Regions from separate parts of the Homo sapiens genome. Here region 2 is linked to region 1. Evidence: chromatin loops called from intact Hi-C (ENCODE). Cell type or tissue: heart left ventricle. All regions are shown on one strand. Region 1 overlaps PTCHD1 (patched domain containing 1). Region 2 has its middle 99 kb from the start of PTCHD1.

The links. A loop is a pair of places that touch in the nucleus more often than their neighbours do. Peaks named below come from ENCODE experiments on the same cell type or tissue, not always from the same donor. Only the 100,000 strongest peaks of a DNase experiment are listed, where the experiment ranks them.
Region 2: a loop joins it to region 1, with 9 times the contacts of the local background. A loop is called at or near these places in 2 of 110 quality-filtered maps.

The regions. Positions count from the first base shown.
Region 1 is chrX:23,371,682-23,374,181 of GRCh38, reverse strand. All of the region lies in intron 1 of PTCHD1 (patched domain containing 1), which reads right to left. Among named protein-coding and RNA genes, the nearest start is that of PTCHD1, 38 kb to the right of the region's middle. In heart left ventricle, no CTCF peak of the experiment used is centred here; no DNase peak of the experiment used is centred here; H3K27ac peaks cover 681 bases.
Region 2 is chrX:23,433,067-23,435,566 of GRCh38, reverse strand. No RefSeq gene overlaps it. Among named protein-coding and RNA genes, the nearest start is that of PTCHD1, 99 kb to the right of the region's middle. In heart left ventricle, no CTCF peak of the experiment used is centred here; a DNase peak (open chromatin) is centred at 1,036; H3K27ac peaks cover 895 bases.

The DNA of each region.
Region 1 (2,500 bases):
AAGCAATCTCATCTGTGAGGGAAGACTCGGAGTTCGTATGGGTTCCCCATGTCGCAGCAGGATGGAGCTCCAGTCACCTCCAGTGGGAGTTAGCCTGATGACACCCCCTTTATAGGCTGTCTTCCCTTCCTTGTCTCACGTTTCCACCCCCTTCCCACTTCTTCTACTCCCAAATAAGCTGCATACATTAAAAAAATGTAAAAAGGAAGATTATGATTTGACTTCTTAACCTATATCATCCGTCCCCAAATATTACCTTCCAAGTGACACAATCAAAACTGCTTAAAAATGCTTTCAAGGAATATCTGGTTTTCACCCCTAAATAAAATGTTCCCTTCACTGAATCCCTCCAAACTACATGTCTTGATCTGGGTCTATATTCTGCAACTGTAAATGGGCAGGTGCTAACTGGCAAGGTATCCTCACTCAGGACGCAAGAAAACACCTTGAAGTGGATGGATCTGGCTGCAGCAGTTCATAAATTACGCTAGCTCCCTTGGTGTTATGTTCTGTCTTTGCATGATCTCACTCTCACCCACTCTCTTTCCTCTTCTTTTAATAGAAATGCATTACATCAGAACACCAGAAGTCGCAAGTTAGGGATTGTTACCGTGATTCATTTGTAGTGCAGCCAAAAGCAAGTTAGTCATCCCTTAATAAGTGAACAGAAATATCATCCTGCCTTTGAAATATTACATTTCCAGAGGACACCAAATTTAAGCTGTGGATATAGCCAAACAAGTGACTATCTATCCACACACTTCCTCTGCACATGTGTGCCTGGTGCCATGCTCACCTGCTCCAGTGACAAAAGACAAATGGTTACCTCTGTCAGTAATGCAATGCTAGTGCAGGTCTGGGAGAGTTGAATAGTTCTGTTTTGCTCCTTACTCTACAAGGTGGTAAACACTCTTATTGCGGGTACTGACACTGAAAAGCAGCCAAGACAGCCCTTATTGTAACTCTCCAAACAAGCTGAGTTTGTCTTTGCAGGCTTGGCTGAAAAAACAAGGCAGCTTTAGATTTGAAGCAGAGAAATCTGAGATTTTAGAAACAAAAAATAGTGATGGTGAAGGAAAATGCAATTGCAGTATCTCATTGCAACTTCTGCCTGACTCCACACTGGTATGGATAAGACAGTCAGTACAGTGAACCACAGGTTCAACAATCTCTTTATTCCCGTAGTCTGGGAGAAAATTTCACTTGGTCTTGATTTGTGAAAAAATCCTTCATATTATGAAGATACTTGGCAGTCTGTAAAGTTGAACTTTCTGATTAGAATGTTTAGAGTGGCTGATAGAGTGGCTATTTTTAAATTCCCTAAATCCTCACTTGAGTTTCATGGTCAAGCTTAAGCTGTAGTTGAGCTAGCTTGTGGGTGAAGAGTTTTGTTGGATAGCTCTAAGAGGACCCGATGCTCACAGAAACAGGAGAATGTTAAAGCTGATTGGCTGGACAAATGGCAAAGGAAAGTCCCAAGGAACCAAATGTTTGGGCTTGGGAACAGGCAACAGCTGTTACAAGATTTGATTAGCAGACCACAAATAACCATGCCAGGAACAGGAAAAACAGCATGCCAAGGACATTCAGGTCTAGAGAATGACCAACCATGGACCTGAATGGGAGGAGCACTGTATCAGGAGTCAGAAGGCTTCAATTTTAGTCCTGGTTCTGGGTTTTGCTGACCACATGACTTAGAGATAAACAAAACAATGAACCTATGAAAACACGTCACTTCCCTGCTTTAAATTCCCCTAGAGTTCCTCATCATGCTCAGAGCATTGACTTTGGCGCCTGACATGAAACATTCTCCTTGCTGACCTCTCTTCTCTGGACTCCCATCTCGCTATTCTCACATTGCAGTGCTCGTCTTGCTCTTGATTCTGCCTGGGACATTCTTCTTCCAGACACTTAAAAAACTTCTGTTCTCACTGCCTTTACTTCCCTGCTTAAATGCAATCATCTTTCCTGAGCTCACCCCTAATTTAAAAAAAAAAAAACACTAGTATGTTTGCCCATCACCATCATCTTTTCTTGTTTTAATTTTTTCATGGTACCATCATGACATGACATTATCATCATCTCTGTTTTTATTCTGCTGCCCCCATTCAAATATGAGTTCTGTCATGCCAGAATGTGTTTCTGTTTGGTCCACCTCTACATTTCCATTAACTAGAACAGTGCCTGGAACACATAACAATTGTGAAGTAAACACATGAATATAATAATCTCATGAGTAAAGGGACTTTAGTTTGTCTCATCATGGGCATGATGAAAGCCAAATGAGATGATGAGTGTGCATGCATTTTGTCAACTTTTGAGAGCTACACAAATACAATTGTATTATTATACAGCAGGAAGCATGGATGCTAGCTCCTCTGGTGAGTGGTCTTACAGCTTCCAAACATAATCTACAATTGAGTCCTGGAGCCCCTAATCCTTCCCGACTTGACAATATCTTGTGCTTTTGTGGGAGGGACATGGGTTATGAGGTTAGAAT
Region 2 (2,500 bases), 61 kb before region 1:
CTGGATCTTGTCTAAGATCTACTGTAACCACTGCCTGGCTACTGCCTATGTTTCCTCAACATCCTAAGGTTCTACAGTCAGCAAGTGGCAAAGCCAGCCAGGCTCGTGTCCTTCCATTCAGTGTTGCAAGTTCTCCCTAGCCCCAGACAGGCCCACAGATGCCATCTGGGAGCCAGGGCCTGGAATCAGAAACCTCAGGAATCTATCTATGGCTCTGTTCTTCTGTATCTGAGCTGGCACTTAAGCCACAAGACAAAGTCCTTCTCACTCTTCTCTCCTCTTTGCACAAGTAGAATCATCTCTTCCTATGGTTACCACTGCCCCAGGGCCACTGCAAGTACTGTGTAGCTACTGCTAATGTTTACTCAAGGCCCAAGTGCTTTTTAGTCAGCTTTTGGTGAATGCTGTCAGGCCTGGGACTCTCCCTTCAGGACAGTGGGTTCCCCTCTGGCCCAGGGCAAATGCAGAAATGTTGTCTAAGAGTCAAGGCCTGGAATCAGGGACCCCCAGAGTCCACTTGGTACTCTACCCCACGGCAACTGAGCTGGTACCCAACCTGCAAAGCAAAGGCCCCTTTACTTTTCCCTTTCATTTTCTCAAGCAGAAGAAGTTTCTTTGCTTAGCCACCACAGCTATGAAAGTGCTGGGTTATCCCTGAAGCCAGCATGTCTGAGTCTTATCCCAGGCCCATGGTGAATACTACAATGGCTCTTTAGTCAGCAGGCGATTAATCCTGCCAGGACTGCGTCCCTTCCTTCAAGGCAGTGGTTTTCCTTCTGGCCATGGGTGTGTGTAGAAATATCATCCCGGAGCTAGGGCTTAGAATGGGTGTATTGGAACTCTTCCCAATATCTTATCTTACTGTGGCTGAGCTGGTGTCCAAGGTTCAAGACAAAGTCCTCTTTATTCTTCCTTCTCCTCTCTTTGAGAAGGAGAAGGAAAGAGTTTTTCCCAGAGCTGTGAGCTGTGCTGCCTGGGGTTGAGGGAAGGGTGACACAAGCACTCCCTTGGCTGCCCTGGCTGATGTCTCAAGTCCACTGGCTGCAAGCCCAGCACTGCAGCAGGACTTGGCCAAGACTTGCAGTCCTTTGTGGCTTGGATTGCTTCTCAACTTTATTTAGTACCCCAGAGCATTTTAGTTGGAGCACTGAACTGCTGCTTGCCAGAACTCAGGTTTTGACCACTGGGATGGATATTTCTCCTCTGGCTAGGCCTCGCATAAATGCTCCCTCTGTGGATGCTGGCTGAATTCTGCCCTGCGTTGCTTTCCATGGTGACAGAGCAGCCCTGAGTTTCAATGCAAAGTCCCACAGTCATGTGCTCTCCCTCCTGCAAGTGCACAGATTCTCTCTTAATACCACAATGCCACTGCTAGGGGATGGGGGAGTGGTGGCATCGAGTGGTGGCAATTCAAGACTGCCTTTCCTACCCTCTTCAGTGCCTGTTTCTGTTTTATGAAATTAAAGCCAGGTACCTTGATTGCTTACCTGATTTTTGGTTCTTATGAAGGTGCTTTTTTTCTTACAAAGGTGTGGATAGTTGTTCTATTTGGTGTTCCTGTAGGGAGGATGATCATTGAAGGCTTCTGTTCAACCATCTTGCTCCTCCTTGAGTCCCAAATCTTATTAGTCTTGAGGTGTGGGTAGATGGTGTATTCTAGGACTAACAGGTCAGTGATGACCATTTAGCATGGCTAGTGTATAGCAGGCATGGAAGGAGGTGGTGTAAGTTGAGGTTGAATAGGCAGGCCAGACAGACTATAAAGTTTTGATTTTATAGGCAATGGTACATCACTCAAAGGTTTTTGCACAGAAGAGGTGTGATGGGCATGTAACTGGGAGGGAGCTAGGAGAAGACCCAGGAGTGAGTCAGCCATGGTGGGTCAATTCGAGTTTATTGCAGTAATATGGATGAGGCATCATACAGACCTAAACAAAGGCTAGGGTGGAGGGATAAGAAAGAGAGTGTATCACAATTCATGAGGCATTTCCAGTGGTTCACTGGAGCTAGCTTGTACTAGCTTGTGAGAGCTGATTCTTTACTTGTCTTCCAAATTTCATGATCAGTGTTTTCATATTAGTAGCTTAAAATTGTCTATTGTGTGAACATTTACGCTATGGAAATTGGCAAACATTGCAAATAAAGACTTTAGTTCCTTTTTCTGGAAAGCCATTTTACTAGCATACCACTATATTTAACCTCTGTTTATAGGTCATTCCACTTCGAAAGCCTTACCTTATTGCTAAACCTGGATAACGTTCATCTTTTGTGTGCCCTCATAGCATTCTACTCCTTCCACATTGTAATACTCAACACTCTATATTTTGTTTTATAAAAAATACTTTAAATTTTTATTTTAGATTCAAGGGGTACATGTGCAGGTTTGTTACATGGGTATGTTGTCTGATGTTGAGGTTTGGCACAGCAGCCTATTGCTGCCACCACTGGTGCCTGAAGACTGGCCTACCTGGCATCCTACTACCCAGCAAAACTTCACTAT